2 separate regions of the Homo sapiens genome follow, and region 2 is linked to region 1. A link is a contact called in ENCODE Hi-C data. All regions are on one chromosome and are shown on one strand. The core of a region is the stretch at or near the end of the contact, and the rest is flanking DNA. Distances in the headings are between cores, read along the strand shown.

What was found. A loop is a pair of places that touch in the nucleus more often than their neighbours do. Pooled maps may share reads with other maps.
Region 2: a map of natural killer cell shows a loop between it and region 1 (11-fold over the local background). The contact joins the promoter of FAM131B-AS2 here to the enhancer-like site in region 1. A Hi-C loop is called at or near these places in 2 of 168 maps with a recorded cell type or tissue (naive thymus-derived CD4-positive, alpha-beta T cell and natural killer cell) and 4 of 50 pooled maps.

What each region holds. Positions count from the first base shown.
Region 1 is chr7:138,750,970-138,755,594 of GRCh38, reverse strand. It overlaps ATP6V0A4 (ATPase H+ transporting V0 subunit a4), which reads left to right. Exons shown (of 22, transcript NM_020632.3): 11 at 2,758-2,970. Among named protein-coding and RNA genes, the nearest start is that of TMEM213, 45 kb to the left of the region's middle. Within about 2 kb of position 2,939, at least 8 of the 41 ENCODE cell types and tissues checked have a DNase peak (open chromatin) inside an H3K27ac peak, as active enhancers do; they include natural killer cell, where a contact is called at or near this core.
Region 2 is chr7:143,377,490-143,382,274 of GRCh38, reverse strand. It overlaps FAM131B-AS2 (FAM131B antisense RNA 2), which reads left to right and starts at 1,250. Exons shown (of 2, transcript NR_161353.1): 1 at 1,250-2,009; 2 at 2,166-3,120. It overlaps ZYX (zyxin), which reads right to left and starts at 930. Exons shown (of 10, transcript NM_003461.5): 1 at 866-930; 2 at 496-718; 3 at 1-27. The coding sequence starts at 703. It also overlaps a transcript of FAM131B not described here. RefSeq lists silencers at 411-460, 491-1,520 and enhancers at 2,021-2,110, 1,234-2,134, 2,291-2,370.

The sequences.
Region 1 (4,625 bases), core at 1,690-4,189:
GGGAGGCTGGCTGGAATGCTGGCTATGCCTTTCTGGTTGTGGCTGTGGAAGATTTCACAATTGGGAAACTGTTCGATAAGCTAGAGGGAACGAAGCTGTGTCTTAAGAATGCTTTGCCCAGGGTCAGATTTGACCACAGCCCTAGTCAGCCTTCAGGTGGCCACCCCGATCTGATAAAAGGCACCCTTTATTGCCAGCCTCGGCCTAGACGGAATCTATGATACAACCACCCAGCCAATTAAGTTGAACAACCAGTTTGACTGATTATTTTCCCACTGAATTGCCTGGTTGTTTAAGCTGATGGGTTAATTCTGTAAAAACAGTGAGTCTAGTTTCACCATGTGAACATTCATTCATCCCAAACTCATTTTCTTTGTAAAGTCTGTCACCATCCAGGGTCACTCAACACACTTATGATCAGAAATCTTTCTTCAATCACAGCAGCTTTGAAAGTAATCACTGAAAACAGCTGGGCCTCCCTCGCTGGCAGACTCTCATCAGTGCTAGAGTTCGATAGAACTTTCGGTTATGATAGAAGGTTCATGTGTCCTGTGCTGTCCAACACTGTAGTCACGAGCCACATGTGGCTATTGAGCCCTTGAAACATGGCTAGTGCCACTAAGTCATTTAGTTTGTATTTTTAATTTTAATTCAATTTAAATTTTAGGGCTGGGTGCGGTGGCTCATGCCTATAATCCCAGCACTTTGGGAAGCTGAGGTGGGTGGATCACTTGAGGTCAGGAGTTCAAGACCAGCCTGACCAAACTGGTGAAACCCCATCTCTACTAAAAATACAAACACTAGTCAGGCGTGGTGGCAGTCACCTGTAGTCTAGTCTCAGCTACTCGGGAGGCTGAGGCAGGAGAATCGTTTGAACCTGAGAGGCAAAGGTTTCAGGGAGCCGAGATCGCGCCACTGCACTCCAGCCTGGGCAACAAAGCGAGACTCCATCTCAAAATAAAATAAAAGGAAATAAAATACATAAAATTTAGTAGCTGCATGTGGCTGTGGTAGAAGTCAACTCAGTTTTAGATTCTGGACAAGTATGTTAAGAAATTAGATATGTGCCTCTTTCAAAACCCTTAGGCTAGCAGACAACTTTACTTTTCCAGAAAACCTGTGTTTAATTTTTTTTTTTTTTTTTTTGAGATGGAGTTTTGCTCTTGTTGCCCAGGCTGGAGTGCAGTGGCGCAATCTCGGCTCACCGCAACCTCCGCCTCCCGGGTTCAAGTGATTCTCCTGCCTCAGCCTTCCGAGTAGCTGGGATTACAGGCATGCGCCACCATGCCTGGCTAATTTTGTATTTTTAGTAGAGATGGGGTTTCTCCATGTCGGTCAGGCTGGTCTCGAACTCCCGACCTCAGGTGATCCACCCACCTCATCCTCCCAAAGTGCTGGGATTACAGGCGTGAGCCACTGCGCCTGGCCTGTGTTTAATTTTTTAATCCTCTCCATTACTTCTTTGTCACTTGTCAGGAACACTGTTTCCCCAAAGCCATTGAAGTCCTTTCCCCCCAATTCTCCATGCTTGATTTTATGAAAACGTCATGAGGAGAATGGAAAATAAATTCTGCTAGATGTGTGCTTACATTTAGTATGACGGGTTGCTGCTGTGTCGAGGGCTTCAGATGATCCCAGCTGAGCAGCTTCTGCAGGGGCAGCTTTCTCCTTTGGCTCAGTCCCTGCCAAAGATGAATCTTAGACACTGTCTGATGCTGAGGCATATAATTCGGGCTATGCTCTTTGAGGTTTCTGAAAGTCACCTCTGTGCTGAGGTGCTCTTGTCTCCTGGAAATCCCCAGGCCAGGGGGCATTATATTGCAAAGTGACAGGTAGTATTGGGCTTGTGAGATGCTTCGGTGGCCTCATGGCTCTCGTTAATCTTAGAGCCAGCATGTCTGTCTTACAGTGTGTCTCTTACAGAGGCCATGTGTGCTGAAAAAGATTACCCTGTTTGTTGTATCATCAAAACATAAAAATGATTCCATTAAATAAATTCTGTGTGGGCCCAATTGTCCATTCATTCCTTCATTCATTCACTTGTCATTTATTGGAGGGATTATGTATGTAAAGGGTTGTGGTAGATGTAGTAATCTCTTAGGGTTGCTGTAACAAATTACAGCAAACTGGGTGGCATAAGACAATAAAGATTTATTCTGTCATGGTTCTGGAGGCCAGAGGTCTGAAATCAAGGCGTCAGCAGGGCCGTGCTCCCTCGGAAGACCTGAAGGGAGCCCCCTCCTTGCCTCTCCCCAGCTCTGGTGCTGCGGGCCGTCCTCCGCATTCCTTGGCTTGCAAGTGCCTACTTCTCTGCCTCTGTTGTCACGTGGTATTCTTCCCTGTGTGCCTCTGTGTCTACGTTTCTTATCAGGACAGTGGTCATATGGGATTAGAGCCCATTCAAATCCAGTATGACCTCTTCTTAACCTGATTCCATCTGCAAAGACCCTCTTTCCAAAAAGGCCATATTCACAGGTATCAGAGTTCAGGACTCTTTTATGTGGACAATTCAACCCATAACAATAGGACAATGAGGAATTTAGAAGAAAAGGAAGATACAATCTCTGCCTAAGGGTTTTAGCCTCTAGCGGGGGAGATAAACTGCTCAGGAGAGTTCAAGGCCAGGTGACAGCCACAGGTCAAAGGAGCCTGCCAGAGCAGAGGAAGCTGCTGTGGCCTGTGACACTCCATTTTTGGCACCTTGTCAAACAGCTCTGTGAAGGTTCTCTGTTTTCCTGTGTGTTGTTTTTTGTATAGGTCATAACACAAACAGAGTCTCACCGCCAGCGCCTGCTGCAGGAAGCCGCTGCCAACTGGCACTCCTGGCTCATCAAGGTGCAGAAGATGAAAGCTGTCTACCACATCCTGAACATGTGCAACATCGACGTCACCCAGCAGTGTGTCATCGCCGAGATCTGGTTCCCGGTGGCAGATGCCACACGTATCAAGAGGGCACTGGAGCAAGGCATGGTGCGTGGCAGGTGGAGCCAGGAGGGGTCCGATGAGTCAGCCCCTCTGCTGGGCTCTCAGAGGGTGTTGGCCTCATGGGCCACATGAACTCAAGTGACTTGGTGGTAGGATTGCTTCCTTCATCTTTGTGTCTTCAGTTATCAACCCCACTCGAGGACATAAAAGAAATTCCTTTGTCTTTTCAGTGTTTGACAGTTGTTCACCATTTTTTGACCTTTTGTGAGTACGTATTGAGGTTTTTTTAAAAAAAAAAAAAAAATAGAATCTCGCTCTGTAGCCCAGGCTGTTGTGCAGTGGCACAGTCTCGGCTCACTGCAACCTCTGCCTCCCGGGTTCAAGTGATTCTCCTGCCTCAGCCTCCCGAGTAGCTGGGATTACAGGTGCGCCCTACCACGTCCAGCAAATTTTTGTATTTTTAGTAGAGACGGGGTTTCACCATGTTGGCTGGGCTGCTCTTAAACTCCTGACCTCAGGTGATTCGCCTGCCTCAACCTCCCAAAGTGCTGACATTACAGGTGTGAGACATCACACCCGGCCATACTGAGCATTAATGTGCCAGTCTCTCAGCTAGACTATCGTTTTGGGGGGATTTTGTCTTTTTTTTCTTATTAAAGATGGGGACCTCGCTATGACACCCAGGCTGGAGTGCAGGGCTGTTCACAGGCATGGGCATACTGCCCTACAGCCTCAAACTCCTGGGCTCAGGTGATCCTCCCATCTCAGCCTCCCAAGTGGCTAGGACTACAGGCACGCGCCACCATGCCCAGCTCCACTCTGCTAGACTGTAGATACCACCTGTTACCTCATGGAGGTTATAGTCTAGCTAGAAAGATGAATAACCAAGCATCTATAATAAGAGCCAAAATATGTAGATCGCTTGCGGTGTGTCCGAGATGGCTAAGCACTCTGTCCTCGTTGAGTTCTCACCGCTCCCTCCATTCATTCCTTAGACATTCCCTGTGTACTAGGAACGGATCTAGGGCTTACACACTGGCAGGCCAAGACCCTGCTTTGATAGACATTCTAGAAAGGGACACGGAGGCATGTCCGTGACTAATGAGATTTCAGGCAGTGATGAGTGGTGGGCAGGAAACCAAGCAGGGGACGGCGAGGGGCAGGATGGAGAGTGGGGGCTTGTTCTGATCACCGTTATTCACCCCATTGAAGGAGGGACCCCCTCCTGCCCTAAATAGTACAAGATGGCCGAACACATTACCCTGACACTGGACAGACGGGCTTGACAGCTGTTTTTAGTCACTCGTCTTCAGAGCCCAGGGGAGAAGGACACCGCACGCCATGCGGGCCACACAGGGCTTGCCCTCGGGAACTGCGTTTGGGAGCAGAGTGAAGCAGCAGGGCCGGTGGGAGGCAGGCTCTGCAGTGAACGAGGGTGAGGTGACCTTTGGTTCTTGCAGAAGGATGTGATTAGCTTGTTTGAATAATTTCACGGGGTGGGAGGAGTGAAGCCATTAGGTTGAGGAGTGGGTGGCATGCAGCTGGTTTGGCCGATGGGGAACTAGCTGGGTGGCATATCTGGTGACGGCAGATCTCGTGTTATCTGAAGAAACCCTCTCTGAGCAGGCGGCATTGATAGCATGGGAAGGTTGGGGGCGGGAGGAAGGGTTTTTCAGGCGGAGGAATCTGAAGGTAAAGGC
Region 2 (4,785 bases), core at 1-2,500, 4.6 Mb before region 1:
CAAGGGGAGGTGGAGGCAGGGGAAAGTCTGGGGTAGGAAGGAGAAAGACGTCGGCCGGGGTCCCTCTACCCCTCACCCAAGCTCCCCTCAGTTAACCGCTCTAACCCCTAACCCAAGAACTCTCTCAGGGGTCCCAGAGCGTGTGGGGAAGCAAAGGAGGGGCGCAGGGCGCCCTGGGAGTACCAGGTCAGGAAAGGCCGGGCGCACTGCCGAGGAGTGGTGCAGCTCCCGTTACACTTCGGAAAACGGACCCGGAGGGGAAGATTCGTGCCCCACATTCCCGACTCCCACTCCCAGGCGGGGGACTTGGAACGGTCCCAGGAGCCCTGGCTCCCAGCCACGAGCTCCACGATGAGGTAAGAACATCTGCTCGGGACAGGGTGGCTGCGCCCAGCCCCCTCGGCAACAACCTTTCCAGACATCCCCAAATTCCCGAAACGACTGCCCCCCACCCCGGCTCCTGCCGGGGTACATTCCCCAAGCCCCGCCGCATACCTTCCGGGGGCGGCGGGGGAATCTCGCCCACCCGGCCCATCTGTGCGCGCTGGGCCCCGGGTGCCGGGGGAGGCTCGCTGTCCCCGGGCCGGAAGGGATTCACTTTGGGCTTTGGGGCCACCACAGGGCCGAACTTCTTCTGCGGGGCGTAAAAAGCCGGAGCCGAGACCGAAACGGAGATCGCGGGAGACGGGCGGGGGGCCGCCATGGCCGGGCCGGGCTGCTGGGGTGGGTCGCCGGGTTACGCAGCGCGGAGCCGGGCTCAGGAGCCCCAGGCGGTCCCAGCTCCCCTTGGTGACCCCCACTCGCCCCCTCCCGGCGCCCCGCGCCCCCTCCCCGTGGGGCCGCCCTGCCGCTCCCCGCGCCTCACCGCAGGCCGGAGCGTGCGCGCCGCGTCTCGGGTGGCCGCCTCGGCGCCGGGTCCGCAGACTCTGCGTCCCGGTCCGGAGCAGCCTCCAGCCGGGCGGGGAGGGACACACGGAAGGAGGAGGGAGGGAGAAGAGAGGGGGCGGGGAGAGAGCGGCGCCCAGACCATACAAGGAGCGGCCCGGAGAGGGGGCGGGGAGAGCGGGGAAGGGCGGACCAGGCAGGAAACTCCCCCAGGAAGGGGCCCTGATCCTGCCTCAGGCCGGAGGCTCCGCCGAGGTCCGCTCGCCCCCACCCCACTCACTGCCGCCCCCGCCGCCCCAGCCCGGCTCAGACCCCCACTCCCTGAGCACAGGCCTCTGATGTCATTTCCTGACCTGCCTCCCCCTCCCCGCCCGACCCGCGGGTGCCCGAGATCTGACTCACCGTCCCCCTCCGGGCTTAGCCGGCGGAGGTGGGGCGGGTGCCGCCGAGGTAGCCACGCAGCCCCTGTGCGCCTCCGGCCCGGCCCAGCGACCTCCTCTCGGGCCTGCCGTTACCCGGTCCCCTCCTGCCACCACCCGCTACCCGGCCACCCCGAGTCCGCCTGGGGTGGCCGAACGTATGGAGCTGGGCTCCAGGGTGCACGGGGATGGGGGGTGAGGAGCGGGGCGTTCTCCCTCCCAGCACCCCCCAGCTGACTCTGTGCCCGGAGGGGGTGTGTGAGCCGGAACCTCCAGCATTCTTGGGGATACGAACTTCCAACGCTGGGCAGCCTCTTAAGGCTTCTAGGAATTCGCATCCCCAGCGCCCCAGCCAGCAGATCGGTTGCGAGAGGGACCGTTCGGGTCCGCGGGGCCGGGAATGGAGGTGGGAGGGCGGGGCCGAGGCGGCGGCCGCCTGCGGACTGGAGACCCGGGAGGACGGACGCGGACGCGGGCTGCTCGTCTTTTACGGCCCTTCAACGCCCACCACGACCCACTCCTCTTGGAGACCCCGGGCGACGGTGGGGCTCTTGGGCATTCTGAGACTGCGCTTGGTGGAGACCCCGGGCGACGGTGGAGCTCTTGGGCATTCTGAGACTGCGCTTGGTGGAGCCCCCTACTGGCCAGACTGGATTTCTCAGCCTGCGACTCAGCCCCAGGCTACACGAAAGAAGCCAGACCTGGGTAATTCTTCTAGTTCTTTTTTTTTTTTTTTTTAATTGCACTGGGAAACTTCCCCAATCTCGGCCCCAGTTCTTTCTCCAAACTAAGGAGTCATGGCCTTTCGCCCGCTAGTCCAGTATGCACCCGTAGGCGCTTCATTTTCTCTCCTCTTGTCAGCTTTTACTGCCTCCTGAGGCCTTCGTCTTGTTCACACTGAGTGTCCAGTCCCTCCAAATCCGGCTACACTCTACTGGCAAGGAGCACCTGGGCCATGTTTTAGAGATCATCCGAGGACTAACCCCAAAAGTTTATGAAGAGAAAGCAGAGGCCGAGCTGAAGAGATGGACCCGGGTCACACCCAGGTAAAGGCAGGATCTAAACTGAAACTGGTGTCAGATCTGGTTGCCTTGCACCCCTGATATCAGGTGAAGCAACACTGGGCAGGATAGAGCAGAGTGAGGTCAGAGTGTGAAGATCCAGCCTGATGCCCAAACTGACGCCTCTTCATTCTCCCCTGCTCCATCTGTAAACGTCACGGTTAATCCATCTACTTTATTGCATTATATAGAGAAATAAATGAAATGTCATAGCTGTATGCGCTATATGACTCAGTATTATTATTCAAATTCCAGTTCTGCCCAGAATGAAAATTCTGACCTGGTTACACTAAGGCGTTTTCCCCCATATGTCCCTTTCTGGGTTGCCAGGCAGATCTCTCAGGGGCCTCGGTATGTGCAATGTCCTCTCTTTCCTTCAACCTTATTAAGTCTTTAATTATACCTAGGACGACATCTTAATCACTTTTGCAAACCCCACTGATCTTTTTCTCTGGCATCTCATTGTCTTTGTCACCACCAGTATTTCTCACAGCCACAGGCATGTGTGGCCATGTATGATGGGTAGTACGCAGTGCACACCTCTCTGACACGCTCAAGCCAGCCCTGGGCCTGTCTCTGAAGACATGTTAGAAATTTGATACTGGATTTCCTGTGCATGTTGGAGATTGTGTCTTGGGCTTCACAGACCAAAAGTCTCATCACAAATCCTTCAAAATATGGCCCCTTTGGGGAAAAAAAGATAGTTAAGAAGATGATTTCAAGATAACTCATAGGAATAAAAGCTATCTACCCTCTAAATGTCTCCTTAAGTAATGTGCGCGTGCAAAATAGAGTATGTGTAATTGTTAGGCAGCTGAACCTATTTTTAAATCAGAAATAGAAGAGTGCGTAGGCAGGCATAGTTTTACTGACAACTAAGAGCATTCAGAATGCGGAATATTCAAACAAAGACTTTTAAGCCAGCCATTCTAAATACAAGTAGAAACACCCAGAGTATCCCAGAAGAACAGAATCACTGCCCAAGATGTCTCAAGAGGAGCAGCAGAGTCAGTGCTCTTAAAATGAAGACAATGGGCTGGGCGCAGTGGCTCACGCCTGTAATCCCAGCACTTTGGAGGCCAAGGCAGGCAGATCACTTGAGGTCGGAAGTTTGAGACAAGCCTGACCAACGTGGTGAAACCCAGTCTCTACTAAAAATACAAAAATTAGCCTGGTGAGGTGGCGGGAGCGTGTAGTCCCAGCTACTGGGGAGGCTGAAGCAGGAGAAGAATCGCTTGAACCCAGGAGGCGGAAGTTGCAGTGAGCCAAGATCACGCCACTGCACTCCAGCCTGGGCAACAGAGTGAGACTCCATCTCAAAAAAAAAAAAAAAAAAAATGCAGGAAATGAACAAGAGTGGCCTTAACGATTGCTGGGCATTTTTCTTAAGTAAGCAATTCTAATTGATATCCTTAGGCAGTATGTGTGAAGTACAGCAAATAAGAAGATGTTCCTGACTAAAGAATGCCCAACAGCTTAAGACCAGGCCAGGGAGACAAAGTGAGAAAATGGCCACTGCCCTTTACTACCTAAAACATCTTCACGCGCCTCCAAGGATTTATAACCATCAGGTACCAGAAAGTTTTCTTCAAGAGTGCACAGCATAAAGTAGGAAGTTAAGAGCAGTCAGGGAAGGAAAATGAAAAGACAGTGTCACAACAAAAGAATGATTTCTAAAATGGAAAGAGAAATGTGACCAGGAGGTTCTTTCCATATGCCAACTGCAGATGGATAGAGGTTCACTCACGGGCCAGGGACCACGTGAAGCATTCTGAAAACAGCAACAATAGCAGCACCCTAATAACATCAACAACTATAATAGCAGCACACGCTGAGAGAATGCTTAGAATATTGTTTGAGGTGCAATGCTAAGCACTTTAAATATATTAGCCCTGGCCAGGCACAGTGGCTCACGCCTGTAATCCCAGCACTTTGGGAGGCCAAGGTGGGTGGATCACCTGAGGTCAGGAGTTCAAGACCAACCTGGCCAAGATATAGTGAAACCCCATCTCTACTAAAAATACAAAAATTAGCTGGGCGTGGTGGCACGTGCCTGTAGTCTCAGCTACTCAGGAGGCTAAGATGGGAGAATCACTTGAACCTGGGAGGCGGAGGTTGCAGTGAGCCAAAATCGCACCACTGCATACCAGCCTGGGTGACAGATCGAGACTCTGTCCAAAAAACAAACAAACATATATGTATGTTTGTTTATATATATATTCGCCCCTTCTAATCATCACTATAAACCTGTGAGGAATATACATCATTATCCCATTTTTTAGTTAAGGAAACTGAGGCTAACTGGATGTTGGATTTCTCACCTCCTAAACTGCAAAATTTTTTTGCAACACAAATATTAAGACTCTCCTGCCCCATCCTTGCTTCCATCCTTGTATTCCATCACTTCTCCTCAGGCCCTC